Regions from separate parts of the Mus musculus genome. Here all the other regions are linked to region 3. A link is a loop called in an ENCODE intact Hi-C map of the cell type or tissue named here. Cell type or tissue: heart. All regions are shown on one strand. Each heading gives the region's core, and the rest is flanking DNA. Links, peaks and the distances in the headings are about the cores only. Region 1 holds the start of Phf8 (PHD finger protein 8). Region 2 holds the start of Huwe1 (HECT, UBA and WWE domain containing 1). Region 3 holds the start of Ribc1 (RIB43A domain with coiled-coils 1). Region 4 holds the start of Kdm5c (lysine (K)-specific demethylase 5C). Region 5 overlaps Iqsec2 (IQ motif and Sec7 domain 2). Region 6 has its middle 12 kb from the start of Iqsec2. Region 7 overlaps Kantr (Kdm5c adjacent non-coding transcript).

The links. Peaks named below come from ENCODE experiments on the same cell type or tissue, not always from the same donor. Only the 100,000 strongest peaks of a DNase experiment are listed, where the experiment ranks them.
Region 1: a loop joins it to region 3, with 2.5 times the contacts of the local background. A loop is called at or near these places in 4 of 42 quality-filtered maps.
Region 2: it touches region 3 in a loop (3-fold over the local background); 5 of 42 quality-filtered maps call a loop at or near these places.
Region 4: it touches region 3 in a loop (3-fold over the local background); 2 of 42 quality-filtered maps call a loop at or near these places.
Region 5: it touches region 3 in a loop (2.4-fold over the local background); 3 of 42 quality-filtered maps call a loop at or near these places.
Region 6: a loop joins it to region 3, with 2.5 times the contacts of the local background. A loop is called at or near these places in 9 of 42 quality-filtered maps.
Region 7: a loop joins it to region 3, with 2.2 times the contacts of the local background. A loop is called at or near these places in 2 of 42 quality-filtered maps.

What each region holds. Positions count from the first base shown.
Region 1 is chrX:151,518,818-151,523,293 of GRCm38, reverse strand. It overlaps Phf8 (PHD finger protein 8), which reads right to left and starts at 2,622. Exons shown (of 22, transcript NM_001113354.1): 1 at 1,857-2,622; 2 at 718-906. The coding sequence starts at 815. In heart, for the core only: a CTCF peak has its summit at 2,715; DNase peaks (open chromatin) are centred at 2,193 and 2,703; H3K4me3 peaks cover 2,995 bases; H3K27ac peaks cover 3,000 bases; H3K27me3 peaks cover 487 bases.
Region 2 is chrX:151,802,204-151,806,679 of GRCm38, reverse strand. Huwe1 (HECT, UBA and WWE domain containing 1) reads right to left here and starts at 3,398. Exons shown (of 83, transcript NM_021523.4): 1 at 3,111-3,398. In heart, for the core only: CTCF peaks have their summits at 1,831 and 2,744; DNase peaks (open chromatin) are centred at 2,779 and 3,499; H3K4me3 peaks cover 2,900 bases; H3K27ac peaks cover 1,944 bases.
Region 3 is chrX:152,013,499-152,017,974 of GRCm38, reverse strand. Ribc1 (RIB43A domain with coiled-coils 1) reads left to right here and starts at 1,680. Exons shown (of 8, transcript NM_025660.3): 1 at 1,680-1,812; 2 at 2,107-2,194. It overlaps Smc1a (structural maintenance of chromosomes 1A), which reads right to left and starts at 1,547. Exons shown (of 25, transcript NM_019710.2): 1 at 1,335-1,547. The coding sequence starts at 1,443. Gm39540 (a long non-coding RNA gene) reads right to left here. Exons shown (of 2, transcript XR_878280.3): 2 at 3,669-3,970. In heart, for the core only: a CTCF peak has its summit at 2,075; DNase peaks (open chromatin) are centred at 1,134 and 1,614; H3K4me3 peaks cover 2,681 bases; H3K27ac peaks cover 2,049 bases; H3K27me3 peaks cover 320 bases.
Region 4 is chrX:152,230,787-152,235,262 of GRCm38, reverse strand. Kdm5c (lysine (K)-specific demethylase 5C) reads right to left here and starts at 2,036. Exons shown (of 26, transcript NM_013668.4): 1 at 1,553-2,036. The coding sequence starts at 1,702. In heart, for the core only: no CTCF peak of the experiment used is centred there; DNase peaks (open chromatin) are centred at 1,682, 1,862 and 2,392; H3K4me3 peaks cover 2,777 bases; H3K27ac peaks cover 2,175 bases.
Region 5 is chrX:152,172,922-152,177,397 of GRCm38, reverse strand. All of the region lies in intron 2 of Iqsec2 (IQ motif and Sec7 domain 2), which reads right to left. Among named protein-coding and RNA genes, the nearest start is that of Gm52430, 28 kb to the left of the region's middle. In heart, for the core only: a CTCF peak has its summit at 1,902 (motif pointing right); no DNase peak of the experiment used is centred there; H3K27me3 peaks cover 1,384 bases.
Region 6 is chrX:152,129,937-152,134,412 of GRCm38, reverse strand. No RefSeq gene overlaps it. Among named protein-coding and RNA genes, the nearest start is that of Iqsec2, 12 kb to the left of the region's middle. In heart, for the core only: a CTCF peak has its summit at 2,193 (motif pointing left); no DNase peak of the experiment used is centred there; H3K27me3 peaks cover 1,536 bases.
Region 7 is chrX:152,321,142-152,325,617 of GRCm38, reverse strand. All of the region lies in intron 2 of Kantr (Kdm5c adjacent non-coding transcript), which reads left to right. Among named protein-coding and RNA genes, the nearest start is that of Kantr, 4.1 kb to the left of the region's middle. In heart, for the core only: a CTCF peak has its summit at 1,838 (motif pointing right); no DNase peak of the experiment used is centred there.

The DNA.
Region 1 (4,476 bases), core at 292-4,291, 490 kb after region 3:
TTTTATTAAACTCCAGTATACAAATTCCCTCAGTAATAGGATAATATTTTGATTTTTATTATATACACTAATCTCACTGGAAACCTGGGTGACAGACAGGTGCATTTGTCCTGTTGTTTTACCCTACGTCTTTTAATTTTAATGTAGTTAGACAGTCCTGCAGACGGCACAGAAATAAAATATTTTTCTGGTTCTGCATCCATTTATAGAATGCAAGCAAACTGCTTTACAGCTATGAAAGAGGTATTGATTTGTAAGTGAGGCTCACAGAAGCAAAAGCAACTTTGGCCAAGGCCACTGATAGTAAGTTACAAAGAAATCCATGTTCTTAAACTCAGATATCTCAAAAATGCAGTGCTGCCTCCCCCAAAGCCAGGATACGAGGGAAAACACAACCATACAACTGATAATTTCTTTGTAGCTAGAACGCAGCTAGAAAATCAAATACGTATGCATATATATACATATATATGTATATTCATGTACATACACAAAGTACAATAAATATACATAGGGAAACAGAGAGAAACCACAGACCACTGTCAGCTAGGACCTAGTTGTTGGGCAAGGAGCGATAGAAAAACCTAGGTCTAGTAAATTGACGGAGGGGCTAGTTTCTGAGCAGTAGGTAGAAAACAGGGCTGAGAGGAGGAGAGAGCAAGTGAAAACAACACACCTGGCCAATGCTCCCTGACCAGCCTGGCCTGCCCTTCTTACCTGCCGTGAAACCAGTCCTGGCACATGTCACACTCGATCATGAAGCGGGTCACATCATAAGGCAGTCGACAGAGGCAATACACAGGCACCGAGGCCATCTTCACAGGGGGTTGGATCGTTTTGCGCCGTGCCAGTTTTGAAGCTTTACTGGGTCTGAAGGCAGCAACAAGCGCCTTCTCTAGACGATGGCTAGACACAAACAACACTTCTTTACCAAGTGACTCCTCCGGCCCCGGGTTTCCAAATCGTTCCGTGTCTCCGCCCCCACCCCACCCCCTGGGTACCAACCTCCAGTTCTGAAAAAGGGAGTAACCGAGCCAGGACTCAACACAGCTGGTGAGAGTGCAGGAGTTAAGTGGAGAAAGTCCACCCACCCTTCAGGATTTCTTTCACTTGGAAAGAACAGCAAGAACGTTCTGCTATCTGCTCTGCCCTGCCTTCCAAACGCCTCCCCCAGACCCCTACCTTCTTTGGCCCTGAAGTCAGTGACAACTTCTTTCCGGGTTTCATGTAAATATCTGAAAGCTTTCGGGAAGCTTATTTAATCCCTCACTGAACCCCCTCTCTTCACTGCCCTCTTGCTTCCCAGGACTCTCAGCTCCCTTTATTATGACGCAAACCGCGGCATAAAGGATGAGGCTGGGAAGAGGGAAGCTGAGGGAGAGACCAGAGACCCTGTCTAGCCCCCCAAAATAGGAAGAAGCAGAGATGCGGAAATCCCTGAAGGTCTCCGCAGGTTATTCCGAATTACGCCCCCCCACCCCACCCCCCAAAGCCTTCGGGAACAAGACAAACAAGACTAGGCACCCAACTCAAATCACAGTCCTGGGATCGCGTTGGGAGAGTTTAAATGATCCTTTTCGTCATTCTCAGTATCATTCCCTCCCGAGCAGTAAGGAGTCTCATTCTGCTCCAAAATGAAATAAACCGCAATTTCGTCCTCCACTCCAAAGCTGACAGGGAGCTCATCTCCCCCCCTGACACTGAAAAGGATCTCTTCGAAGCCCCAGGAAACCCACTAGAATCTCCTCGCCGCCGCGAAACTAAGCGAAGAATTTGTTTTCCCCTCCACAGCTCCAAATGGCAGGCATTGCCTTGCAATCCCCTCCGACCGCCGAGGGTTCGGCTGGACCCCTCACCTGACAGACGTCTCGTCTTAAATTAGAACGCAGCTTGCTTGCAGCCCCCAAAACTTACGAGGAGCTCTCTACGCCTCCCCACACACACACTGACAGGAACCTTTTTTATGCCCCAAACCTGATAAAAAATGTCCACGGTCCCAAACGCTACAGAGCTCTCTTCATGCCCGAGGCTGCAGGGGGCAAGTCCTCAGGGAACAGAGCTCAGCCCCAGAGACTCGCCTGCCGCTGGGCTCGCTCCGGGGCAACCCAGCTCTGCGCTAAGCACAGGCTGGCCGGGCAGTTCCGGCCCGAGGCGGCGCGCGCTGAATGCTGGGATTGCCGCTGCCAAACTGTGAAGCTGACTTGCCTTCTCCTAGAAACCACATGCCGCGTCACGCAGTGCCCGGGCTCTGACGGGGCTTTCGGGCAGTGTCCACCTCAGCCCTCCCACCGTCTGGCCCTCAGAGCCTTCTAGAGACCGAGGTCTCAGCCGGGGCTGGGGGTCGGGGTCGGGGCCGCCGGGCGCACTGGCAAGTGGCTTTGTCGCTGCCCCCTTCGCGAGACAGGCTTGCGGCGGCTGGAGAAAGACCGCCGGAGAGGTCGCCGGGAGAAGCCACTCTCGGGGGGTTGTAGGAGATTCAAAGCAATCAATAAAGTTTATTCAAAATCGCGAGGCAGTTGAGGCGGAGAGGGGTGGAGAGATATGGTAAACAGCTACCATATTGAGAGTGGCGGCGTTCTGGGAAAGAGACGAGCCCGCCGCCATCTTACGAGGCTCGGGCACGGGAGGTGAAGGTGGAGCCCGGCACGTCAAGCCGGCGGCTCTTGCGTGACGTCATGGGGCGGGGCGACACCTTGAGGGAGCCTAGGATGTTGCGCCTCGTCTAGGTGGCCCAATGGCGCATAAGACCTTGAGCTGATAGGCGGAGGAGCCGCCATCTTAGGCGAGGCGGTAGTTTGGCTCCATTTTGAGTGGGGCCTGGAGCGTAAGTCTTCCGTAACCCCGGGTAAACACGGAGTTGGAAAAAAAAAAGCCAAACCCGCACCTTCCTCCGCCCGCCCCCCTAGCACTCGCCGCCCCTCGCTAGTCTCCTCCTCCGAGAGGAGGTGAGGTCCGTGGCTCCGGGCGGCAGAAGTGTTACATAGGGCTGCGGGGGCGGGTTTCAGCCTTGGGGGATAGGCTCCTGTCCATTGAGCCCTGATAGTGGACGAGGTCCTTTTCCCACGGTTGGAGTTATCATTTAATCTTTCACTCTGTGAGAGGAAAAAAACTGCGATTATCACCAAATGAAGAAACAGGTTTAGAGAAGGAAAGTGATCTGAGAGCCTGGGAATTAAAAAAAACAAAATAAAACAAAAAAACCTCTTTCCCCCAGCAGGCTCTTCCCAGGGTCTCTGTCATGAACCATGCAGGTTCAATTCCATGAGAAGCAAAAATCAGTTCACGGCTTTCCATATATCTGTACCAGGATTTTCTGACTGCTTTAAGGTGGCACTGTTTGATTTTGTTTTTTCTTCAGACATTAATGAAATATCCCTAGTTCTCTTGCTGTATCACTTTCTTGCAGGATCTCATTACTTTATAGAATAAACTGTATTAAAAGTTGTTTTCTGGAACTGGAGAGATGGCTCAGAGGTTAGAAGCACTGGCTGCTCTTCCAGAGGACCTAGTTCAATTCCCAACACCCACATGGCAGCTCACAGCTGTCTGTAACAGGGGGCCTGGCACCCTCACATAAGACACACATGCAGGTAAAACACCAAAGCACATAACATAAAAATAAAGAAATTTTAGAAAAAAATATTTTCTTACCAAAAGAGGAAGAGTGGCGTGGAAAAAAAGAATATGTGTAAAACAGTTTTCTGGCAAACATATACAGGGACAAAAGTGTCCTTGTCAGAGAAAAATAATTTCCCTCTTCTTGTTTCCTCATTTCTCCTTTCCTTTCCACCTCAGCCTCGGCTTCTTGAGTGCTGTGATTATTATCTGGTGGAGAACTCTTTAAAAACCATCTGAGAGAATGGGGCAAGAGAGTGACAACTTTAACAAGAAAGGAAAAAGGGAGGAAAGAAAATGAAGAGTAAAATAAGCTAAGCCTCATGGGCTGCTTGCTGTTGTAAGCTATGCTGCAGGGAGTCTAAGAGGATATATAAAGATTTGCTAAGGCCCTCAATACAGCTCAGTTGGTAGGATATTGCTTAGCATCCACAAACCCCCAGTGTTCAATTCTCAGAACTGCATAAGCCTTGGGTGGTAGCCCATGTACTCAGGAGGTCCCAAAGTTCAAAGTCATCCTTATTTACAAAAGTTCTAGGCCAGCCTGGGATACATGAAATCACAGCTCAAAAACAAAGTTTAATACTACTGTATACAAAAATAAGGTTCATGAACAATGGTGGCATAGGCCTTTAATCCCAGCAGTCTGGAGGAAGAGGCAGGCAGTTATCTGTGAGTCCAAGGCCACCCTGGTGTACAGAGGGAGTTCCAGGACAGCCAGGGCTGAACACAGAGAAATCCTGTCTCGAAAAAACAAAAAAACAAAAACAACGACAAAAATTGAGGTGCACAAATGCATGGAGGCGCATGGGGAGTCATACTGTAAGAAGTTAAATCAAGAGCTATTATAGTACAAAATGC
Region 2 (4,476 bases), core at 153-4,152, 210 kb after region 3:
AGAATTGGGTAGTTAACCACTGTATCAATAGACACAATCAGTTATTTTTGAAGCAATAGCCCTTAAATGCCAACTTGCATTTTTAGAACCTGCTTTGAGCAGTAACTAAACACTCTGAAAAAGAACTGTATAGTGTTTCTAGTGACACTTAGACAATACCCCTGAAAACTGTTTTCAACTCAAACAAAATGATAGCATGTTTAACAAACTGACACTAAGGAAAACATATTTTATGAAAAGAAAAAGCTGTACACATTAAAATTATTTTTCACCTTCATAAGTGCTTTTTGGCCATACTGGGAGACAAACGATAAACATCCTGGAAATTCAGGTTGAACTTTGTCACTGAACCTTAGACAAAGTTTTTATTTGGTACTGCCACTCCTTCCTCTCTTCTCAGAGATCTACCTAGAATAAATTAAACCTTTTAGGTCATGCCTTGATCATCATTCCCAGATTTAGTATAATTCTAAAGGACAAGAGTTAGTGATTATTGCTTAACCCACTGTAAAAGGAATCAAGACAAGAGTCTCAAAATAAAGTGACCTGTCTTTCAATGAAAGAGGAAATTCATTTTCCTAAAGCACTTCCAACTCAAACCCTGAAGCTCAAAACGGAAATCCACAAATAGTTAATTATCAGATGTTACCCACTAAAATGTCAATGATAGTATACTTCTTGCAACTATATTCCTACTTGAACCCCATCACCCAACCAACATAATTAAGGAAAAAAACCACTCTAGTGTTGATCTAATAAAAATATAGTAGTAAGAAAAACTACTTCCGAGTAAAATGTTAGAAAATATAAAATGGCAAAAGCACAACAGGAGGTAGTTATCAAAGAGTCATCTGTGGTTGCCTTTGAGGGGGAAATGATGGTATTTAATTAGATCAACCTTCCTAATGTCTTGCATATAGGTATTATCCTACTTAAATAAAAAGACTGCCAAATATGCCCCCCATACTGACCCAACTTAGACAAAGTTTGTCTAAAAATGATAGAGGTAAAGAGAAATAAATGAGGTAAAGAGAAAGAAATAAAAACACTTGAAGCTTAAGTTCTCTTTAACACTGCAAACTGGCAATGGCATGAAATTTCAAGACTTTTGTGAGGTGAAGGACAGGACAGACTGTATTTGAAGGAGTGGCAAAAATGAGTAGGCAAGGGATGAGGCACTCCCTTCCAAAAGGTAGAACACTTGGGTGTGGTTCATGACCGAAACATAGCTGGTGGTCATTCCAAGAGAATGATTTTGCATTCAAAAGTCTTACACCAGTAGAAGCTTCAAATAGTGAGAACATATTCAAACATGAACCACTGATCATACAAAGTGGCTTATGAGGAAAAAATTAAAAGCAGACAGGAGCGAATAGGTATTATTCCTAAACATAGAAAAATACAGCTGAAGAAATAACAATTTTTAAAAACCTTACCAGGCTATAAAGGTAGAATATGGCACAAAAACATTTATCTACCAATACAGTTTCACATTAAAAAGGCACCCAAACTTTCTGAGGCAAATTTTCTACAAGGTAAGCATTACTACCCTCATTATATAAACAAACAAAATCTGAAAAGTAATTTGCCCAAGGTCATGAGTTCAATGTGAACTGGAAGCAAACACTAACTTTCTAAATCAGGCTGCTTCCTATGAATTGGAAATGTTGGCAGCATCTCCTCAATCTATGCAACACTGGTGCTAAATAAAAAGTAATTCAAATCATGTTATCTACAAAGGAAACACGTGATAGGGAATTAATTGTCTATAATAGAAGTGATTTGAGGAGAAAGGAAGTAAATTTAAATTTAAAAGGAGCGTGACTGTTTTAGGGGTAAAACTCCTGGAGGAAGGAAAAGGTACTGGGGGTCGACACCTTGCTAGGGGATTCAGCTCCTGGGGGTGGGAGGAAGAGCAGTTAAGAGAGAAATATAAGGATTAAGAAGTGAGACTTAGTTCTTAAATGTTGGTTAGCTGTAACAAAACAAAAAGATATACAGACCAGCAGACTACAGAAACATAGGCGGGAAAGGGGGCGGGTCCCAGAGCTTGTAGCGTGGAAGGGGTTGGAAAGGCAAAGTTTCACCTAGTGGGGGCACGAAGGAGACCACTAAGACTGCAATTATCCGACCACTGACCCGTTTATTGTTCTGCCCAAGTATGGTCTCAAAACATTCAAAGTTGAAGAAATCAGTACGCTGTCCCCGCGTCAGGGATAAACAAGCAAGAGGACCTAGGAAAATGGAAGGTTACTGCTGATCCATCCACAAAGATGGAGTAAATGCAGGGAATAAGATAAGCTCTTTTAACATCTGCGCCAAAAGCACCACGGAAGGACATGGGACAGGGTAGATGATTCAGGCTAGGCTCTAAATTAGGACTACAGAGGAGGAGTGATAGGATTTTTTTTAACTTCTCCCCTTAATAATGCATCCCGATATTCACGTAGCTGAGCGATTTGACAGGGAGACAGAATTTGGGAAAGGGAAGGTACTCTAATGACTCTACAGATTGACCTCTCAAACCTTAGCCCGAAAGCCGCGGGAGCAGGGAAGCAGAGCCCACCTCGGATCAAGAAAAACTAGGGGTTTCATATGGGTCGCTGCAAGGGCTGAGAAGCAGCAAGCGCGCAATAATTATGAGAACAATCTTAGGTGCGTCCCTCTCTCCCACTTTTTAATCTAATCCCCAGCCCACTACCCAATGAACTATGGACTCCCTCCCGCACTTCCCAACCCGCCCACTGCGACGACGAAAACAGAGGCGAAGAGCGATTGGTGGGGCAAAGGCAGGCCCACACGAGGCAGAGGCCGGGGGAAATGGTGTCGCTTTAACCGGTAAGAAACAGGATGGTCTTCAGCTCAGGAAGGATTTACCGGCACCACGACGTTTCGCCATTCGTCATCTCCTTAACGTCTGGTACCTGAGAAGCGTCACAAACGCGGATAGCTAACCCCTTGGTACCGTGTAAGAGCAAGACAGGCAGCCGCCGCCGCCGCCATCTTAACAGGCGGCCCGACCCTAGTCACTGCCCCCCCACCCCCAAGGTATCTCCGCCACCGCCGGCGAATCCCCACGAGGACGTAACCCTGCTCCCGCGAGAACTCACCGGCTAAGAACGGCAGCACCAGAAGACGCTGCTCGCGCCTCCGCAGCTCCTGCACTCAGTAGCCAACCTCGGCCGCCGCCTTCGCGTGATCCCAGGAGAACCTCCACCGGACCAGGAAAAACTGAGCCCAGCCCGTCCCAACCCTCGCTTGCCACCAAACCCCAAATCGCCACCGCTCCGCTCTCACCCCACGCGAAGCGAAAAGCAAATGACGCACAACCTCACGGAGCACTACGGGGCGGAGCCAGCATGCCGCCGCCGGCTCCCGCATGCGCCGTAGGAACTATCGCGATATTACGTTCAGCCTCGCCGAGACCTTCGTAATTCACCGCAGGAGACCGCCCGCGCCTCGCCTTTAGGAAACATGAGATCTCGCGAGACCAGGTGCACGCTCCTAAAAAGGAGAAAGGCGGAGCTTCGTGAAAATGACTGGGAGTTTTTTCGGGGAAAGGGAGGAAGCTCTCGTCCTTTAGGGATCTCGCTTACCACGAGGTTTCCGACCCACTGCGGAGCTTGCTACCAAACCTCGCGATGACACAGCTCAGCGCCAAATCTCGGCCATGTCTTGAAAACTACCTCCGCCCCCGATTTAGGTGTCTGGAGCCTGCCTAGTGCTTAAAAAGTCAACCTGTTTATTCTCACGCTTCCAGCAGGGCTGTACCAATTAGCCAAACTCCATTCCGAAAGCGAAAAGAATGGGTTCCCATTGTTACCTGCCTCGAGGAATAACGTGCTAGTCTTAACTAACGCATAAAAGATGTTCAATTTACAATAAACACACAAATGCAAATGGAAACAATGACACACCAGTTTTTGTGCTCAAAACATGGGGGGAAAAATCTAAAGACCTCTAATATCCATACTTCTTCCTTCGCCGCACTGCAGGCTAACCTGAATCCATCTTTTCACTAAAAGCTCATATCATTAGTTCTACCTCCGGAGTCACCAGTTTTAAATATTGAGGCTTTCCTTACCTTATAACAAAAAAGACCCAATAAAGTGGTTTTCTCCAAACAAAGGCGTCTGCCCTCAAAAGCAAATTCAAGCTTGGGGTGGGGAGAAAGGCGCTTGGAGATTTTAATATGGCAGTTTTTGCATGTCTAACCAACAATGTTTCTCCAATAAATCGGGATCCAGTCTGGCCCGTTTGTGAGCTTTTCCATTCTAATCCATTGTTCTGTCTATTCTAATTTAAACATGCTTCCTTCAGAGTACAGTTTAATTGTACAAGCACCCCCATCTTTAAAAACATTTTCTTGGTTATTCTTAGCCATCCCCCCCTCATAAACTTTAGAATCGTCAAGTTCCAAAAACTTAGTATATTTATTGGAATTGCATCAACTGCTTGAATCAATATAGAAAAATG
Region 3 (4,476 bases), core at 134-4,133:
AAAGCATCAACCCTCTAGGCCAGTGGTTCTTAAACCGTAGTAGGGGAAGTAAGTAACCCGTCATTACCACCCCCACCCGCACTCCAAACTCTGACATTGTCCGAACACATTTTTGATGGGCATTTCAGGGGAGTGGAGGTGCTGTCATTTAGTGGAGAGAGGTCAGGAAAACAGCTAAACATTCTACAATGCACAGAACCAACCGCACAGAGAAAGTGTGTGGCTAAAGAGCTAGTGTTAGGAAACAATGCTCTAGACAGAGAACAAAACCGCAAGCAAGAGTCCAGTGAAGGTATTCGCTATGAGCTACTTCAAGGTAAGGGTGGCCTAGCAGGCTAGAAAATGAGTAAACTAGAATATCTCTGGAGTGGAGGAACACAGCAAAGATTCATAACGAATACTTCTAGAGATGGGTGAGAGGAAACTACGAGCTATACAGCAAAAACTAAGATATGAAATAGTAGGCTTAAGTATGAAAAAGTAGGGTTACTATCAAAGTCACTCTAACTTATCAGCCTAACCCCTTTTCTACAAAACATTTATAATGGCCTAAGTGTTATCTTATTTTGTACTTTGCTTCTCCTTTCCCGCGATCTCGGATTTGCTCTCCCCGCATAAACTTAACTGATAAAACCCCAAACCCTCCACCAATTTGGCAAGCGAACAAGTTCAGGCTTATTTACGGTTTTCTGGTAGGAAAAAGGCAAATCAAAGCAACAATCTCTTAGGCGTGTGGGGGGCATGCGGAGGGGTGGGGGGCATCGCAATCCCACGCTGCTGAGCGGAACGCTGGGTCAGAAATTCAAAAGTGCCACAGCAGAGAGGGGGGGGGGGAAAGGAATCAGAGTGGAGCGTTCCATCGGGAGGTGCGGGTGCGGGGAGGGCTGAGTAGAGCACAAAGTACACAGCTTGGGATCGGACGCCAAAGCAGAGTTACGGTTCCCAAATTTTCCCAGAGGTGTCAAACAAGTTTAGGAAGGTGGAACAATGCAGACCGGAAGGAAGCCGCGGGCCAAACAACTGGCAGCAAATTTCGGGAACGCCTCTTTTGGCGGGAGGGGTAGTGGGCGGGGCGACGCACGGTTCGGCCCATACCATTCGGGCCAGAGGGGGTCTGCGCCGAACTCCGCCAACTGACAGTTGGGAAGAGACTCGAGTTCAGTGTATGCCAAAAGGGAAAGCAAGTTCAGATCCAAGCCCCACCAAGAGGATCAAGGAACATTTCAGGGTTCACAATGTCTCGGGTTGCATGGGGGTAGGTTGTACTACTTTGCAGACAAGCAGGGGGAACCGGACCGGGACGCGCGCAGGGCCACAGCCGGTTTTAATCTCACCAGAGCCATTGGGTCCAATGATGGCGGTAAACCTCTGAAATGGTCCGATAATCTGTCGACCCTTGTACGATTTAAAGTTCTCGATCTCAATCAGTTTCAGGAAACCCATGACAGCGGCGCTGGCGTAGGAAAGGCCGCGCCTTACTCCTGGGAACGAGGTTAGCCCGCGCGGGAAATAGCGCAGTGCAAGCCGGGTGTACAGTAAGCCTCGCGATAATAAGTCCAAGCCAATCACGATTTCCTGTTTCCGGGGCCAGAAATGGTCACTTCCGCCTGAAATAGCGCTTTTGTTGAATTGTTGCCCGGCTGGAGCACGCGCTGGGCGCTCAGGCCCCGCCCCTCTACGTAGTTACCCAGCAACTGTTGAAGTGGCCGCCAACTAGGACGGGAAGCGTTAGTGCTCTGATCACTTCGGGGGAAATCAGAGCAAGCAGGCGGGGTCTGAGCCCACGCTTGCTGGGAAAGAAGTCACTTCAAGGTTCTGCCAGAGCTAGTGGGAGGCAGAAGCTCGGCTGGGGTTTGTAGTCTAGCCAGCAAGGGGGGAGACGGGGAGAAGCGCTTCAGCCAAGGATTCAGTCGGGAATGGGAAGGCGCCCTCGGAAGGGTGGGCAGTTTGGGATGGAAGAGGGATCAAAGGGAGGACTTAGATGAGGCGAGCTTAGAGTGTGAGGACGATGAGAGTATCTCTTAGACAACAGAGATACAAGTTGGGAAAGGCTGTGTTCTGAAATACTGCCCCTATCGTCTGCTTCTCTCTTATTTCTCCAAGCAGAATTTAAAGACTGCCGTTGTAAATCCAAGAGTCAACTTGGGTCCAATCCATTTTCGAGCTTCAAAACTGGAATTCTGTACTGAGAAAGGTATCTTGTGTGAACACTAGGAGTCCAGGTCCTTAAGCCAGTGCTCCAGCTCTGTCCTTTTCCCTCCCTGTTAAATCAAGTTTCCCCCATTTCCACCACTTCCCCTCTGTCTCTTTCCCTCCCCCTTTCTCTCCTCTCTCCCTCCCTTTCTCTTTCTCTCTCCTCTCTCCCTTCCTCTCCCCCTCCCCTCTCTCTCCTCTCCTTCCCTCTCCCTCTCTCCTCCCTCCCTCTCTCGCTCCAACTCTGTCCTTTTCCCTCCATTACATCAAGTTTCCCCCATTTCCACCTCTTCACCTCTCTCTCTCCCTCCCTCTTTCTCTCCCTCTCCCCCCTCTCTCTCCCCTCCTTCCCTCTCCCTCCCTCTTTTTCTCCTCTCTCCCCCCTCTCTTCCTCTCTCCTCTCTCTCCTTTATACCCTGTCCTTCTCCAATTCTTTTCCATCCCCTTTTTCTTCATTCTTTCATTCCCCTTCTATCACCTTATAGTCATGATCTTAGCAGCCCAGGATGTCTACTGAATCATCCCCCTATTGTGACAACAGATTGTCTTTATAGGCCGGGGTTAGTGCCATTTTCAGTTAGATATGGAAAGAGTCTGGTGGTTTCCACAGCTATTCCTGGGTATCTTCTTTTATTTTTTCAAAAGTTTCTCCATCTAGCTCTGACTGTCCTGGAACTCTGTAGACCAGGCTGGCCTCGAACTCAGAGATCCACCTGCTGGGATCAAAAGTGTGTGCCACCACTGCCCGGCTTTGTAACTGTGTGCAAGTGCAAGCGTGATCAAATGTGTGCACAAGCCACAGACATTAGGCATCAGATCCCTTGGAGCTGGAGTTACAGGTAGTTGTGAACCACCTAACACGAGTACTCAAAGAACTCTGAAAGAACTGGAAGTATTCTTAACCACCATGCCATCTCTCTAGTCCTATTCCTGTAACTATTTTTAAATAATGTCTAAAAGCTGGGAAGAATCCTAAAGAGTCTAGGAAGGTGAGAAAGCTCAGTTGATAGAATCTGATATGAAGCTCTTTTGGGAAACCAGTCACAGGCAACATGAGGGAATAAAATCATCAGAGGCTTGAAATCTCACATACATTTTTAAAAGTTACTATTTAATTTTCAAAGATTAAATGTAGCTTGGGAGAAAATTAAATTGGAGCCCTATCTCTAAATATATACAAAATCCAGTTTCAAATGGATTCAAAACAAATGATAAAGGCAAAACTTTAGGAATTGTGGAATATATAGGAGAGTATCTTTATAAATTTAGAATATGGAGAGGTTGTTTGTTTTACTGTTTGTTGTAGTTTGGTTGATTTGGTTTTCTTCTTTTTTGGGGGGGGGGAGCAGGGTCTCTGCATTGTCCTAACTGTCCTGGAACTCACTTTGTAGACCAGACTGGCCTCAAACTCAAGAGATTCACCTGCCTCTGCCTCCCAAGTGCTGGGATTAAAGGCGTGTGCCACCACACCTGGCCAGTTTTTTATTTTTATTTTATACTTTCATATATGTACCAATGAATATGGGTCATATCCACCCTCATATCAACATCTGTCCTCTAAAGCCCCATCGTATCCCACACATTTTTGTGATTCAGAGTCCAATTGGTCCTACCCACATGTGCATAGTATGCACCTGCAAGAAAATTGACAATTCCTTGGCAGGTATCAACTTCTAATAGCTCTTCAACTGGAAAGGAGCCTCGTCCATCCATGCTGGAAGGTTCACTGGCTTGCTCTTTTACCGGTCTTGTACAGGTCTCTTGCAGGTGACCACAGCTGCTGTGAATTCACAAGTGCATGGCTCTGTCATATCTAAAAGGCAGCATTTCCCAGTACTGCCCTCCATCCTCCAGCTCTTTCCATTCTGTCCAGTCCTTGTAGCATAACGGCCCCTGAACTTTGGAGTAGTGGTGATACACACACATCTCATTTAGGGCTAGGCACTCATTCTAGTCACTTATTCTCAACAGTTTGAGCGTTGTGAGTTTCTGCATAAACTTATCTAGAGAAAAAAGAAGCTCCTTGGAGAGCAGCACTAAACTATGAATATAAATACAGATATTTAGAAGGCAGGTTGACAGAAATGACCATTTAGAAAAACAGTACTAGTAGGTTCTCCCCCTAGGGCCTATGACCTGCCCAGACATGGACGTTTGACCAGATTTATAGTAGCAGGCATGAATTCCCTTTTGTGGACCAGAACCAGGTCTCAAATCTAATCAGAGTGGTTGGTTACACCCTATAATAGTCATGCCATTACTACACCAGTGGGCACATCTTAC
Region 4 (4,476 bases), core at 114-4,113, 220 kb before region 3:
GACAGATGAACAGATGGACGAAAGGATGGACACACACACCGATGTCCTTGTCATTTCTTCCATCCTGGTTCCCCAAGACAAGGTAAGAGCACCTACATAAGGCCAACCTGCCCAAAAGCCCAAGGGAGAAAAAAGGGAAATTGAGACCTCAATTATCCCCATATTAGGCGTCTCCTGACCACGTCAAGGAATATTTCCATAAGGCCATCCAGGAGTCCAACCTTTCCCTTCTGCTAGCCTTCCTGGCTTGTCACTAATAGCTGTGACTCCCTCACAACAGAAACCCATCTTCAGACACCTGTGACCAACAAGGACTCTAGACTCTAGGGCCCGGAGGATCCATCTAAAACCAGCCTATGAAAGGGCAACAAAAGCACTGAATTGGATAAGAAGACCTAAGATGCTCTTGTCAAGTGGGAATAAGGCTTCCACATCCAGAAGCACCTCCTCGAAGATACATTGTTGCGGATAAATTCAAACCAGCCCAGGAATCTCAAGTGGTTACTAAACACTGTTCACCATTGTTTCCTCCAGTGTGTCAGCAAGGCAGCAGCCTGTCCTAGCCTTTGGAAAACTTCCCCTGGGCTAGTCAGGACTAGAAGCAACAATATGGTCCTTTTTGCTGAACATTTGGGAAGCAAAGGAAGATTTCCATATCTCCACTATTGTTCCTGGGGACCCAAGAAAACCTTATCTTATAGGATCATCTACATTCTGAGCCTGAGGTAGAATCCAGATCTTCTGAGAAGGCCATACCAAGCTAACTGGTCTAAACTTCTCCATAGGAAGGCTGTGGGGACCATGTGCAAGAAGGTTCTGACATTACCTTCAACTAGAAAACGCAGGAGCCAGAAAGAGCACTCCCTGTGAGAATGATTTCCTGACTGGCCACCAGGCTAGGATATTATCAGAGATGAATTGGCCTGACAGCGTGAGTAAACATGAGTCAACACACACAGAAGCAAACCAATGACCACATCAAGCACCTTCACAGTCACAGTAATTACCACTTACCAGAGTGCACTATGTTACCTGGTTTAATCTAATTATTCCCAGCACACAATTCACAGGCTCAGGGATTACTTTACATGCCCAAGGTCATACAGCTGCTAACCTTCTAAGTAGTTTTAAACTCACGTCTGACTCCCTTTTGAGACGTGATCTTTCCACTACACCACACAGCTTGCCTTAAAGGGAATAATGACAGTAGTCGTTACTTTGTAACTGCCTCGACCAGGGTGATACAAAGTAAAAGATGGGAGTCTCTGTGCCTCCCTGCGAACTCTCCCCAGCCCATTAAGCATCTGTGTATTGAATCAAGGGAAATTCTCAAGAGCAGAGTGGGAGTGGGTCTCAGACCCCAGGTCACTTGTATGCCACAAAACGAGGAGCCCTGACCCCAGCACCCTTTTTCCGCTTCGTGAGGCATCCACAAAATACCAGCCATCCCATATTCTTCCCACACCTGCTGCCCTCCGCCCGGGACTTCACCACTGGCTACCCGGATCCACCCACAAACTCGCCGCTGGCGACCATCAGCTCCCAGCCTTACCGCGGGTGGGCGGATCTTGCAAATGCCGGACTTCTCGGCGATGGGTCTGATTTTCGCGATGTAGCCAAGAGGGTCTCGGAACTCGGCCCAGCTAGGCTCGAACACCGGACACTCCGGCGGCGGTAGGAAATCGTCGGACCCCAGCTCCATGGTGGGCCCGAGGGCTGGGCCAGAGATCGGGAGGGCTCAGGTCGCCCTTAAGGACGCATGGCGCCGCCGCTGTCTGAAACCGAGGTACTTCTCGGAGTCTAGGCCCTAAGCAGGACGGCCACCGCCCGTCAAGGGCTTAGGGGGGCGGGTGCCGTGCTCTAAAAGTCTCAGGCTGAGGTTCCTTTTACAGGTTCTTAGTCCTGTTCCGTTTCTTCCACACCTTACCGCTGCCTCCCAACTACTGAAGCCTTCACTACTACAGTTAAGTCCCAGTCGCGGCAGGTTTCACCGCTGCCACCGCCATCTTGGTTTGTCAGCGTCTCCTCCCCCCCACCTCTGTACCTCACCACAACAAACCAGATCCCTCCGCAAGGTGTCTCTCCGAGTTCCGTTTACTTTGAGTCAGAAAAAAACCTAGGAAGCCTTCATCATGTGATGACCGAAAGAAATCGGGTTGTATATGTCCCTTATTTGGAGGTGGTTAGTTAAAAACATTTCTCAGGCTAAGAGAAAATAGTTCATTTCATTGGCGGAAGAACAAAATTGTAAATCGATGGCCGGATCCTTTTACCGGATGGACCGGCGATGCACGTTTAAAGGCCAGTGATGCGCATGCGCAGTCTCTAGACAAACCGGAAGAGGAGCTAGTGTCCATAAGTAGTGAGCCTAAACTAGTACGCGCCCATGCGCGCTCGCACACGCTCGCGCACGCGCACGCACACACCCTAGATCCCAAGCCGGTTGTCTCCTCCCCAATGTCCTTTGCTGCTTCTCTCAGGTCCTTTCAGTGAGAACCACGGAAGGCGGTGATTTCGAGGAACCTCCGCCCCCTTCCTCCCCCTCCCCCTCCCATTCCGCGTGTCTACTGCTGAGTGAATTGAAGATTTACCAGACTTACACCTCTGAGGTTTTTGTTTTTAAATGAAAGAAGGAAACTCCTCACTCCCTAGAGAATGTGGAGTTTTAGAAGCTTCAGTCCCACGTAGAGTAAAAATGCATTATTCTCCCCAGTATCATTGGCCATCAGCATTTTAAAGAATGCTTTCGACTGTTTGGTATACATTGTAACTATATAAACACTTTGTATAATATGTGTGTATCCATTTTTGTAGCAACTACTGCTACAAAAAAACCAAAAGGCCTGGATGTTTACATTTTTGTTTATTCCATGTATATGCAGTACATAGAGGCTAAAAAGGGGGGGATTTTGAGTTTGAGACCAGCCTGAGCTACATAGCAAGATCCTGCCTCACAAAGTAGTAGTAGTAGTAGTACTAGTAGTAATATTATTATTACTAATGGCCGGGCAGTAGGTGGCACATGCCATTAATCCCAGCACTTGGGAGGCAGAGGCAGGTTGTACAGTGAGTTCTTGTCTCCAAAAAAAAAAAAAAAAAGGGCAGGCATGGTGGCATACATCTTTAATTCCAGTACTCAGGAGGCAGAGGTAGATGAATCTCTGAGTTCAATGTCATCCTGGTCTACAGAACTACTTCCAGGATAGCCAGGATAGGGCTACTCCCCATCTCAAAAACTCAATAGTAATAATAGTAATAATAATGTAAAGTAATGGAACTGGACAGGAGAAAAGGCATTAAAATTAAGGTTAGTAAGTTTGCTGTTCCTCACCTGAAGACATTTTGCTTTTCTACCTGAGGAACATCTCTGTAAAGAGTAAAGAACACCAGGCTTTTGGTCTCAGCACCACCCATTCTTCCTCCAGTCTCCTCTAATGTCCTTAGCCCAGACATACCACAGGGCAAAAGGAAACCGAGCAGTCTTTTAAGCCAGTGATATAAAATGCATTGATTTGTATTTGTGAAAGTCATACTATGCAACAGGAACTTTTGTGAGCATGTGAAAATACAAAAGCATGCCTTCCTGGAACAGATTATTTACTCACTGGGCCCTGCCAAGTACCTCACGTCCCTGACCCTTGGTTTTCTTGTTCATAAAATGAAGTTAAGTAATCCTTTCATTACTTAGGAAGATTAGAGATAATAATATCTGCGTCTCTTTTTTAAAAAATTATTTTCATTGCTAATTTATTTATTTTTGTATTTATTTATTTTATGTATACGAGTACATTGTAATTGTCTTCAGACACACACCAGAAGAGGGTATTGGATCCCATTACAGATGGTTATGAGCCACTGTGTGGTTGCTGGGAATTGAATGCAGGACCTCTGGAAGAACAGTCAGTACTCTTAACCACTGAGCCATCTCACCAGCCTAATGTCTGCCTTTCTTTAAGAGCCAAGTGCTACAGGGCAGTGGTGGTGCACGCCTTTAATCCCAGCACTTGGGAGGCAGAGGCAGGCAGATTTCTGAGTTCGAGGCCAGCCTGGTCTACAGAGTGAGTGCCAGAATAGCCAGGGCTACACAGAGAAACCCTGTATCGAAAAAAAAAAAAGAAAGAAAATTAAAAAAAAAAAAAGCCAAGTGCTGGGGAGTAGTATTCTCCCATCTTTCAGATGAGTAGAATGAAACTCAGGTCCAAGTCACATAAATAGAAAGTGACAGAGCCAGAATTCAAACCTACAACTGTATGACTCCCATAAATTCTGCCTGTGACAGTCTAGGCTGAAACTTGTTGCTCAGTGAAAGTTGCTCAGTGTTTTCCAAGCTTCAAGTCTTGTTGAGGAACAATCAGAAACTGGGCGCTGTAGGCTCCAGAATTTGGAATTTTCCTTGTGGGGAAAGCTGGTGTGGCCTCGCCCAGCCATCTGGGAGAGGAATTCTGGTATAGAATGTATGCAGAGCAATAACTCAAG
Region 5 (4,476 bases), core at 194-4,193, 160 kb before region 3:
TTACCCCACAACGCTGTTTTTTCATTTGTCATTTTTTGAGATGGGGGCTACATAGCCTTGGGCTGTCCTGCTACTGGTTATGTCACCCAGACTGACCTCAGACTCACAGCAGTCCTGCTGTTTCAGCTTGTTGAGTGCCACCACACCTGGCTTACCTCATAGGTTCTTGTCAAGGTTCCATAGGCTCAAGTATGCTCATGATAATGGAAGAGTATCGTTTGAGCAACAGCTCCCAGTGGATAGAGGGGGTACTTTTGAGAAGCCCATTTGCTTCAGGCATGGGGAAGAATTCTAGGAAAATACCTATTAATGAACTGCCTTTGTATGATTCAGGCATATCTAAGCATGTTACATAAACTTATATAATGACTCACAAGGAGCTGAATGAATTCAGAGTGAGGAACTTTCTTCCAGCCACAGGGTACTAGTAAGTCCTTCATCTGGCAGGTACTGTGGACTAGGCACAGTGCTGGCTTCTAAAGGGAGATAATGTCCTGTCTTCAGGAAGTGTATGTCTGAGCGGAGACAGATATTATGTTCACATGGAGACAGGAAGGAGAAAGAATTCTATGCAGAAGAAAAGACCTGAGCTACTGCTTCCAGGAACTTCAAAGAGGCCAATGTGGCAGAGGTAACATTGCAGAACACACATGAGGCTGGAGGTGCAGGAGGGGTTCAATATTGCAAATCCTTGGAGGCCATCATAGGCTTTCCTTACTTAAACTAGGGTAAGTTTGGAAGTCTATGGTTCATTGCTAGGCAGGGAAGGGAGTACCTGTAAAGCCCCTGGAGTTGTATGGAAAGTATTCTCAGAGAAATATATTTTCTAGATTCCATCCGATACCTAGATGGATGTGTGATTCCAAAGGGTAGAGAAGCTTGCAATTAGATTCCATGCTTTAAATACCCAGTAAATAAGCAGGTATCATAGATCCTTAGGTGACCTAGCTCCCATCTTCCACCTTCAGCTAATCTTGGTCTCCCTCCATTTTGTTTTGTTTTGAGATAGGGTTTTACCTCAGAGTCCAGGCTGGCCTTACACTTGAGCTCCTTCTGCCTGCATCTTATCAGTATTATGGTTACAGAAATGTACCACATCCCCCCCCCCAACCTGCACCTCACCCAGACAGAATGACTTCTAATTCCCAGGCATACTCAGCGGCTCCATGCCTCATCTTTTTTTTTTTAATTTTTTATTGGGTATTTATTTCTTTTTTTTTTTAAAGATTTATTTATTTATTTATTATATGTAAGTACATTGAAGCTGTCTTCAGACACTCCAGAAGAGGGGGTCAGATCTTGTTACGGATGGTTGTGAGCCACCATGTGGTTGCTGGGATTTGAACTCTGGACCTTCGGAAGAGCAGTCGGGTGCTCTAACCCACTGAGCCATCTCACCAGCCCGGGTATTTATTTCTTTTACATTTCCAATGCTATCCCAAAAGTCCCCCACACGCTCCCCCACCCACCCACTCCCACTTGGCCCTGGCATTCCCCTGTACTGAGGCATATAAAGTTTGCACGACCAATGGGCCTCTCTTTCCACTGATGGCCGACCAGGCCATCTTCTGATTCATATTCCATGCCTCATCTTAACTTGTGCTCTCCCCCTGGCCTCCCAGAGCCACCTCCCCACCTGAATAGTCTTCAAAAATCAGCTAGAAGCTGTGTCTTCTGGGAACCTGCCCTGATCCCATCTAGGCAGGGTGAATCACCTCCCTAGTCCCCTTCCACCCTGCTCGTCTCTCAGCCACCTTCTCTCAACACTGTTCACAGTTTCATCTACTTAATTTGGAAATCTGTAGGAACAGGTGTCTCACTGATCCCAATGTCCCCAGCACCTAGCACAGGCCCAGCTGGTTATAAATGTTGGTGGGAGACGATATACACAGCACAGCTGCAAGATAGGCCAGTGGACACTAGAGGGCACTGAAGCCACTATAATATAGTGAGGCTAACATACAGACCCACCTAGGAGGTTGCCTGGTCCTGTACACATTTCAAGGAGCCCAGGAAGCATGGAAACTCCTCAGCTGAGCCCTGTAGCTCCCTAGCAGTGGTACAACTGACGGGGGCCCCAGTTCCAGCCTCCTAAAGTACACTCTTCTAATTTCCAGATTCTTCTCTTAACAACCCACTCCCACTGCAGACGAAGCTTTAGTTCCGCACAAATCCAGGTGCCAACCACGCCTCCCACACTTCCAGCATATAATACTGTCCATTTCATCTCACACCACATCATCCTCCCTTAGATCACTTCTACTCATCCTCTAAGTCTCAGTTTGGACCATCAGCTTGGGAATTGTCCCTGATACTAAGACACTAAGGCATTCTTATAATTGTGGATATTTTCTGTTTCCTAACCAGACAGGGGAGTCCAGCGCAGGGTCCATCACTTTACTGTGCACCATCTTATTTGCCATATTGAATCAACTGGTATTGGTAGCTACTCAATAAATCATCTTTGAATGAAGGACAAAATGCATGAATTGGCGAGTCACTTCACTTCCTCTAGATATGTTTGCCCACCCTTAAATCGCCTCTAATTGGCAGAATGGTCATGAAGACTAAAGATAATGTGTGTCAAGTAGTCTCTAACACTACCTAAAATTCAATAGATATTTTCAGAGCTAAAAGCAATAATTAGTATTTGGAATAATAAAAACAAAGTAAGAAGAGGAGAAAAGAAAAGAGACTCTGCCCGAGCCTGGAATAATCTCTGTCACGTAGACTTAACAGTAATACTACATATTTATTAAAAATAATATCAGCATCTCTTGCTGGACCAGAACCAGAAGGCCCCAGATGAGGTGTTAAGAAGACTTTAGTTTTAGCTAGAGGATGCTAGGTCAGGGTCAACTTCAGAGCTATGGGCATTGCCCTCACATCTGGAGACCAGTCATTACTGGCACAGCTGGTTCCTAACTCTTTACTAATAGGTGAAAACTTGTCTAAGGGGTCATTAATTCCCTCTGTAATTAATGTAGAAACTGCAGGGTTTGTATTAATGGAGAAGTAAGCTCAAGCGTCATGTTGCTAATATTGATAATGTGTGTCTGTAATTATATACTACAAATAACTATAAATGTAGTCACTGAACTAACAAAACAGAAAAATATCTAAAGTGACCATGAATTTGGTAGCAGCTACACCATCAGGACCATTATGCCAGTTGTTCTGAGGCTATGAAGACTGCCACAAACTGGTAGCAATGATCATTTGTACTATGCACTTGAAAGGTATTTTTGGACTGGACATGGTGGCACATCCCCTTAATTCCAGCACTCAGGAATGCTCTCAATGGGAGTTCAAGGCCAGATGTGTCTACATAGAGAGTTCCAGGTTAGCCAGGGATACATAGTGGGGCTCCATCCTCCCCTGCCTCCACCCCAAAAAAGTTTAAAAGGCATTTTGACTTAAAATAAATAAATAAGCAGGGTACCTTAGGAATAGAGCATATGTCTAGCATGCATGAGGTTCTGGGTTCAATACAAATATCATAAGAAAAAGTGAAGAATTTGTTTTATATATAATAGTGTTTTGATATATGAACATGGAACTTGAAAACAGAGAAGAAAGGTCACCTGGAATTAAGTAGAGACCAAAAACTCAGTGGATGGGCAATCTTAACATCTGACCTCAAATTTTTGTTCGTTTGTTTTCTGAGACAGAGTTTCTTTGTTTAGCCCTGGCTGTCATGGACCTCACCCTGAAGACCTGGCTGGCCTCAAACTCCTGTGTCTGCTACCCAAGTGCTGGAATTAAAGGCATGTGCCACGCACGACACCCAACTCCTATGCTCGCTTTTGTGCATGTAAAAACCTTGCTCAGTGCAAAAGAAATACCAGGTTCTAAGTATTTTATCTCTCTACCCTCATCCATTTTCAAGAGAACAGAAATCCACCTCGATGTCTTGTATTACCAGAGGCTGGACAGGATCTTTGCAGTTAAATGACAGGGACCTTAAGTCACATAGCTTCTAGGTTGTGACCATGCTAGTATACCACAGCAGCAGAAAAAGCCACAGAGAAGAATTTGCAAAGAGGGGGGAGGGGTCAAGCAAGCTATGAGGGATAAAACCAAGACATAGGCCCAAGAGATTCACAGAGTCAAAGAGCAATCTTGTTCGTTGACTTCGGGTCTTGATTTTGGTGGTGAAAATGCATGGCTATCATTAATTTATTGTTCTTAATTTTGTGAGGTGTAGCCTCAGTCTAGTCCTCCCCTCTCTATTCTTGAGCTAGCTTGGCTAAATTTCTGTTCCCTGCAACAAGATGTACCCAAACTATAACAAGTGAAATTTGGGAATGCAAGCACGGGGCTGGTATACGGGAAACATCAGGAGAAGTGACTGCAATTATTATGGCATTTGTCTTTGTTAGCCCAAATGCTCCCTCTCTCATTTCCTGACACTTGCTATTACAGCCAGACGTTCACACAGAGAGACACTCAGTGACACACAGAGACAAATGCAGC
Region 6 (4,476 bases), core at 359-4,358, 120 kb before region 3:
GTTGCTGGTCTGTTTTCTTCCATATTTTTATCCCCAATTTTCTTTCTTTCATGTTATAAACTGATGAGTCGCCTAATATCCTCTTTAAAGTGGGTGAAATATAAATCTCACATAAACTAAACTATATTTACAGATGCTAAGGGGATTTAAAACAATGACGAACCTTTCAAGAAACAGATATTTGGCCTAAAGGAAAGCAGGCGTCTAAGGAAATGATTACTATCTTCAAATATCCAATAGGCTACCAGGAGGGTAATGTAGTAGAAATATTCTGCATAACTCCAAAGTGCACAGCCAGATGTAATGGGTGAAAATAACAGGGAGACAGAGACCAAGGGAAGAAACCTCTTCCAAGGACGCTTAAACAACAAGGCTAGTTCACTATCAATGGAGGCCTTCAAATAGTGACTGGATGGTATCATTTGGAGGGTCTGTTGCAATAGAGAGTGGAAACATATTAAATAAGATGGTTTCAAAGTCCCTTTATGGCCCTACCATGTGAAAGACATCATCCTAGCTGTAAATTAGAAGACAGGATGGAAAAGAGAAAGGTATGGAGGGAGAACAGAAAAGAAGCAAAGATTCACCAAATACTGGGATATTCTAGCTCAAATGAACCTTGACCACTTCAGAGACATTCATAAAGGGAATAATGAGCTATAAACAGAACCCAAGCCTGCACTAACCCAGTCCTATTCCATATGATTCTTATAGGGGGAAAGGAACCAAAAAGTCCTTTCCATTGCTCATTACACCATGGGCTGGTGTTCAGAGTTTAAAGGGAACTTTAGAGATCATGTGGTCCAAATCCCTTGTTTTATGACCCAATAAAGAGACTCAGAGGGAGCTGGCTGTGGTGGCTCATGCCTGTAATTTCAGCATCTGGATGGAGTATTACAAGTTTGAAGCCAGCCTGGGTTTATATAAGAAGACTCCATCTAGATAGGTAGACAGACAGACAGACAGACAGACAGACAGATCAAGGCAGACCTTGTGGAATGGAAGGGACTAGTCAACCCATTGCCTGTTTCACCTCACTAAGAGTTGCTCAAGGGCAAAACCAAGTTTTCTTTCAATTCTTCCACAAGGCTTCATGTTGGCACCTTGCACATGGTGGGTATACAATTAACAGTTGGGAAATTGAACTCAGCAGAATTGTTCCAAAGTGCTGAAACTATACGTTAGGCCTTCTAACACTGTGATACTTTCTATGACAAAATACCATTCACTTCTAGTCGAACAGATTTTCACATCTCTGTTTCAGAAGCCTGGAGCCATACAATAGTAGACAGGAGATAAACTGTGCCCTCAAGGAACAAATGTTCTGCCCGTGGGCTGTCCATTTGCTGTCATGGAAAGCTGCTTTCTCACTTTTGCATACTTACTGCCTCTTATTCTTCAGATCTTAGTTCATCAGCAGCCCTTTCTCTCCTTCTTAGTGTAGGTAGGTCCCTCGATAGATGCTGTCTGAGAGTCCTTTTCTTTGCTCAGCACAGCAAGTTTATAATTGCATATTGACTGGTGCAGTTCTTTGTTGCTCACCATCTGTTTCCTTCTTCGAACTGTTAACACTCAAGGGTAGGTGTTTCTCTGTCTATTGTTACACTTCACGTTCAATGTCATAGGTATAGTAAAAATCCTGGTACATGGTAGGTAAGCAATAAGCAATCCATACTTTTTGGATGCCTGGACTAACACCCGAATATATAGATACATATATCATAATTACAATTTAGTGTGATAAGGGATATAAGGCAGTATATCCAAATCACTTCCTTAGGAAGGAGATAGCCAGTTTGGGCATCAATGAGGCTAGTCTAGGATGGCCTGATGAAATGTCTGTGCTGCTAGGCAACCATAGGGAGAACAACACACACAGCTTTGTGAAAGTGTCTCTTTTTTTTTTTTTTTTTTCAGACAAAGCCAGGTACATTTCATAATTCCTTTATTTCCCTAGTCCCTCAAGAAGCAGACTGTTCTGCTAGAGTGAAATAAACTGAGTACAACTAGCAGATGACCACAGAGGGTTGCCCCAGGAAGCCTAGAGACTCGGAATTCGTAGATTGCTCTGTTCCTTAGCATTCTCATCTATAGGATCAAGACTGAGAACAAGGATTGGTTCTGGATTCAGGAGACAGTTCTGAACCTTTTGGTAGGGTAAGACCTACTCTCCAGCAGAAGAGTGTTGCCCCCTGGTGGTAATAATAATGATAATAATGACAATGATGATCAAATGATCATTAGTGGGTATGATCTTTGCTAGAGTCACCAACCTTTCCAGTTTGCCCACAACTGTTTTAATCACTGAAGGCCCTAGATCCCACTGAAGGCTCTGAATGACAGTTAAATCAGGGCATTTGGCCATGTTTTTCCATCCAGGATGTTCAACATACTCTGCATACACATGAACTCACTACATAATTCATGACTCCCAAGACTAGGAATTCAGTTTGGACAGAGCCTTCAAGATCCAGCCCATTTTCCAGATGAAAAAGCAAATTCTGAAAGAATGGAAAAAAAAAAACCTCCGTCTTTAATATCTTGTTGCAAATTAACAGCAGAACCAAGAATAGCATCTAAGCATGCAGACCCGCAGCCTCATGTTCTCTGCCTATACCTAGCACCCCCTCAGCTACTTGTCAGTTTGTGAGGCTCTCCAATTCTCCAGGAGGTCTTTCCTAAATCACCTTGCACTGCTCCCTCAGCCTTTCAAAACCCTTCCCCCTTTAAACAACGGGTATTTTTTTTTTTTACCCTCTAAATGTGTAGCAAGGAAAATATTTCCCAGGGAAATAAGCCAAGAAGATGGGGCACTTCCCACATGCTTGCCCTGACAGATCACTTTGCCCTCATATGCTTTCCCCTCCGTTGCTTCTTTACCCCTTCCCGCTCCCACCCTTTTAAAGATTTTTTTCAGCCCCACCCCAAATCCCATCCCCAGAAATACTAGAGAGGAGAGCAATTATAGCTTAGGGCAGTCTCAGGTTTGTCCAGTGGCCCAAGGAAGGGCATCTGGCAAGGCAGATAAAGGAGAGATGGGGAGGGAGGTTTTCAAAATCACCAGGTGGGATGGTTTTGAGAACTGAAAGCTGAGAGGTAGGAAAGCATCCCTGCAGCTGCACTGGGAAAGAAGCCACCTTGCCCGACTTCCTAACCCTAGCAAGTCTGTCAGGAGATAGGTCCTGGTTTGCTGACCGCCTAAATTTATATGTCCTTCTTTGTTCCCTTGATCCCTAACAAGGACCCCCCCCAAAAAAAATCAGCTCCTGCCTCTCCCCTCCACTGAGACAAATTTGCAAACTCCCACATCTCTGTGGAAACGGCAGAGAGCAGGAGAGAAGAAAAAAGGAGAAAAATCCACCCACATGCCAACAAACTGGAAAAAAAATAACCCAGGCCTTGTCTCACTCAGCTGTTGGCTTGCCTCTCCCTCCCACTGTGGCGGCTGCTCCTGCCTCCTGGACAGAGACCTGGAACTGTTCAACTTTCCTGTTCCAAGCTGGCTTTTGTCAATATCCCCTGCCTCCAACCCTACTCCAGCTACCAGAGTGACAGTCCTGGATTCCAGGAGCAGGAGAGCTAGAAAGGAGAAATAGCAGAGCCACTAAGTGCTTGTAGCGGGCTTCAGATCCTGTGCTCCTAAACTGTATCGTATCCTAAACTGTATCCCTCTCCTTGTCCCATGAAAATAAGTCAAGGAGATTGGTCACTACTCACAAGCTCTCTCTGCCAGGCTCTTTGCTCTCAAGAGCTGTCCCATGCCTTTTCATACCTCCTTGCCTTACCTCTTCAAGCTCTGTTTTCAGTCTGATTTTATGTGCTTCCATCTTTTCTCGGCCTCCTGTTTCTTCACCTTCTCTCCTAGTTCTAGGCACCGTTTAGAAAACAAAACTGAACAGGACAAAACAAAATGGAGTGTGTTGCTAGGAAGGAGAGATCTGGAAATAGTTAAGAACTATTGAGGAAACTGAGAATGTTTAGCCTGTGGGGAGGAGATTATGAACAGCACAGGAAGATAGAATCAAAAAGAGGGTTTACCTTACCAGATGAGGTGGCTCAGAGAGGGAGCTATTATATGGACAGTTCCCCACCCCACGCCACCCACCCATCCACCCCCACTTCCCCTCTGGGCCTCCAGGAAGCAGAAGGAATAGTGAGTGAAAGATGCAAGACAGATTTAAATGGCAGTTTTGTTTCTTCTTTCCAAATTCTTGTTATTTCATTCCCTTGTCTTACTGTGTGGGATCTCTAGAATGTGGAGATACAGGTTTTACTGTAGCTACAGCTAACAAAAGAGACAAAATGGGCATCTATGTTATTCATCTAAAAGAAAGAGAGCTCCCTGCTTTACGATCATATATAATACTTGATGTAGGCTTTTGAAGGTTTTTTTTTTTAATCAAGTTAAGGAAATTTCTTCTTCTTCATAATAGCTAAGATGTTTATTTGTCAAGAACATGGGTTAAGTCTTATTGA
Region 7 (4,476 bases), core at 332-4,331, 310 kb before region 3:
ACATTATTTCATGTATCTGACTTGTACATGTGACAGCTACATGTGTATTGATTGAGTGGTGACTCAGAAACCATATATAGGATATAGTTCCTTTTCCATAAATGATGAGTAATTCTTCATAAAGTTCTAAACAAAAGAACGTGTATGTATATGTCTCTTTGTTTGGTTGCTAGATTTCTAAAAAAGCGAGTATAAATGAATATCCTTGTTTAGTAACTCCTCTAGCCTTATGTCCTACCACTCTGCCCTCCTACTCCATTTCACCTATAATAGCCTCCTTAAGGTTATTTCAATGTATTAGGCCTTCCCCTCCCTTTCAAATAAATACTCTTCCCCAGATTATCCACAGATCTCATTCCCTCACTTCAGGTTTCTGTTGTCATTTTCTTGTTGAGATCTACCATGAAGATCCTGCTTAACAACTCCATTCTAGTCTGAACACTAACCCAACTTTATTAGTTCCCATTGCATTCCATCTTCTTACATCGTACAGTTAGTTATGTGTTGCTTAACAATGGGAATATAACCTGAGGAAAATATCATTATGTAATTTTGTCATTGCGCAAAAATATAGAGTGCTTACTCAAACTAAGACCTTTGTGACATCACAGAGGATACAATTTTATGGGATGAACGTCATTTAAGCAGGCCATTGTTGACCATAACTTCATTATATAGTGTATGGCTGTATGTTATTTACTTCTATTGTATTTGTAGTTTGTTGTCTAATTATCCACTCAATTGTAAGCTCTAGAAAAGGGGACGGGTTTTTGTCTTTTTCTTTTTTTACTTACTGATGGGTCTGTAGTACCTAAAACACTTCTTGGTACTTGACAGGCTTTCTTTAAATGTTGGTCACGTGGATAAATTAGAAATGAATAAGCAGACTTCTTTAAACTTAAATAATGGTTTGGTGAGCCAATCTAAAGTTGTATGGATGTGGTACAATTCTTTGCTATGTGGTGCTGTCTGGTGTACTGCAGAACGTTGGGCATCTACCAGAGATAGTAGATGCCCACTAATGGCACTAAGGCTCTCCAATAATCATGCCAGTTAGAAATCCCCACCCCACCCCGAAACACTCTTTGACTTGAGCAGTGATCTGGCTTTCCACTGAACACTCTTGCCCACCCTTGTAGCCTTCTAATACTCCACTGTGTGAGGGGTGGGAGTAGGTATCCTTGATTCTAATTGCCCTTTCCACGTATTTTCTTTCTTTTCTTTTTAACCCTGTTTTTGTTTTCTGATTACTTTCAGTGCTGGGGAGTGAACTCATGTTCTCTCACATGCTAGGCAAGCACTCCACCACTGAGCTATATCCAAACCCTGTTTTCAGAAAGTTTTTTTAGTTTTATTTTTTTAGATTTATTCATTTTTTCATATGTATGAGTATTCAGCCGTTATGTATGTACATGCACTGTATGTGTGCCTGGTGCAGAAAAAAGTCAGAAGAGAGCACCGGGCCTCTGGATCTGGGGTTATGGATAGTTGGGAGTCACCACATAGGTGCTGGGAATTGAACCTAGGTCCTCTGAAAGAGCAACAGGTGCTTTCAGCCTCTGAGCCATCTCTACAGCCCTATGTTTTCATTTTTTGTTTGTTTTGTTTTTCAAGATAAGGTTTCTCTGTGTAGTGCTGGCTGTTGTGAAACTCATTCTGTAGACCAGGCTAGCCTGAAACTCAGATCCACCTGCCTCTGCCTCTGCCTCCACCTGCCTCTGCCTCCCAAGGGCTGGGATTAAAGGTGTGCGCCACCACTGCCTGACTGTGTTTTCATATTTTTAAAAAGATATATTTATTTTTTATGTGTTTTGCTGACATGTGAATGCACTGCCCACAGAGGCCAGAAGAGGGCATAGTATTCTCTGGAACTGGAGTTACAGGTGGTTTGCAAGATCTCTCTCCAGCCTGAGTTTTCAGAATTTTTAAACTTTTTGGAAGAGTTTCAATATATACTTCAGTCAAAATACCCAAATTAGATAATTGTCATTCAGTCATGTTTCCTCATCTGGAACAGTTCTTTTAGTCTTTTTTTTGTATTTCTTTTTGTTTTTTAAGACAGAATCTCTCTACTTATCCCTGGTTGTCCTAGAACTCTCTATATAGACCAGGCTGGCCTCAAACTCACGAAGATTCACCTGCCTCTGTCTCCTGAGTGCTGGGATTAAAGGAATACCACCACTCTTAGATGAATTTGTTATTTTTCTAAGTATCCTGGCTAGTTATTTGATAGAATTCAGGTTTGTGTAAGTTTTGTTGTGATTATATTAGTTTTAAGGTCTGCATTTTAGGCATGCATACCAGAAGATATGTTACATGTTTGTTGTTATATCAGGAGAGACATGGTAACATTTTGTCCTAATATTTTGTTTGTTTGTTTGTTTGTTTGTTTGTTTTTGGCTGGGAGCCAGAACGGCCTGGAATGGTTTGAAGTAGGACACAGAATTGGACATATTTTTAAAAACTGATGGTGTCAGAGGTAGCTTTAAAGACTGGTGGTCTCTGGCCTTCGAGCTCTCTAGCTATAATGAATGCTTGCTGATAACTTCTAAAATGTCCTACTAAAAAATTTCTTGCTTATTCTGTGGTTAAAAACCACTGGCTTGGGCAATTAACACCTGTTGCCTAGCAGCGGGTACATTTCTCCTTTTTTCTGTCCAGGCAGCCAGAAGCCTCTCTTGCTAGGCTGGTTAACTCTTTGTGAACCAGAGAGGAAGGAAAAAAAAAGAACTAAGATGTGTTATACAGGCAGATATGGACACAGAAACATATACATTCATACATACATTTAGATTCTCATTCACATTCTCATTTGCACATTAACACATTCACATTTTTGTTGGGCCCAACCACCCGTCTCATATATTCCACAAGTATTTATACATGCTTACATACATATACACATATATCTACAAATGTATGTACAGAGAAACAGGCATATACATTGGATGGATGGATGGGTGGGTGGATGGGTGGGGCATACTCCCCCCCAAGCCAAACCATCCAACCAACAATTTTATTTATTTTCTTTGGTCTTTTTAAACCTTCTCAGACAAAATGTTCTTTAGAAAATCACCTCAGAGATAAGATGTTACGTAAAATGGGAGTTACAGAAGGATGTTAATATTAAGTTCAAGGCAATAGTTTTTACATGGCTGTGCCTTATCATAGTGCACACCTGTGACTTCACCCTTGGACCTGAATGCTTTTCCTTGAACACAAATTTGTCCCAAGTTTAATTCTCTTTTTAGTGTAATTAAGAAAGCTCATTGTTCCACGAGATCCAGCTGCAAGGCATTTTCTCAATTAGTGATCAAGGAGGGAGTCTTGTGGGTGGTGCCATCTCTGGGCTGGTAGTCTTGGTTCTATAAGAGAGCAGGCTGAGCAAGCCAGGGGAAGCAAGCCAGTAAAGAGCATCCCTCCATGGCCTCTGCATCAGCTCCTGATTCCTGACCTGCTTGAGTTCCAGTCTTGACTTCCTTTGATGCTGAACAGCAGTATGGAAGTGTAAGCCAAATAAACCCTTTCCTCCCCACCCCACCCCCCCCAAAAAAGAAATCTCATTGTATTTCTTATTATGCAGCCTTTACTATTATGAGGAGTGGGCACGTTCTATTCTTGAGTCTAACTTTGTTACATCTTTCTAGCAAAGTGACTAAGACCATCTCTTAAAACCTTCTTCCTAAAATTATTTGAATCAAATCAGGAATTCTATAAGGTCATTAACTCATCTAAACAGCATTAATTCATGAAAGTTCATCTTTTTGTTGATCTGCAGGAAATCTGATCACTAGGGTGGGCTAATGCCCAGGGATTATTATATTATTTAATGATGAGAGGGAAGGCATATCAGGTGCAAGAAGCAATCCTGAAATCAACTCTCTTTGGAACCTTGCCATCGAGTTAACCCATTGTAGACTAATGCAAAAATGATAGGCCACTTCCAGGAAGGCTACCTGGTAGCCTTAACCTATCCTAGATGGCTCTTGACGTTTTTTTTTTTTTTTCTTTTGCTTGGACTGCTTGTTCAATGTGATGCCTGCCGCGTTCCTTCACCATAGTTACATTCGTATGCTGTATCACAATGTTTTGGCCAACAACAAACTGAAAATACGGCACTGGTCTCATAAGATTAATCATCTAGTGGCATCATACACATTGGTTTGTATAAGTACATGCTGATAAAAGGGAACACGTGAGAAAAGCATCACCATGAACAAGACTGACCTCATCTGATCTTAGAAGCTAAGCAGGTTCAGGGCCTGATTAGAAACAAATTTTGATGTGTATTATTCCCAGAGTAGCTCAGTTGGTAGAACATAAGACCCTGTAAAAGGACCAGTGAGTTTCTTAGAATGTATCTGCTGTTAAGCAACACATTACTGTACTTATATTGCATTTATCTATTCATCTATTGTGTGTATGGGTACACACATGCCACACACAGCACATATATGGAGGTCAAAGGACAGCTTG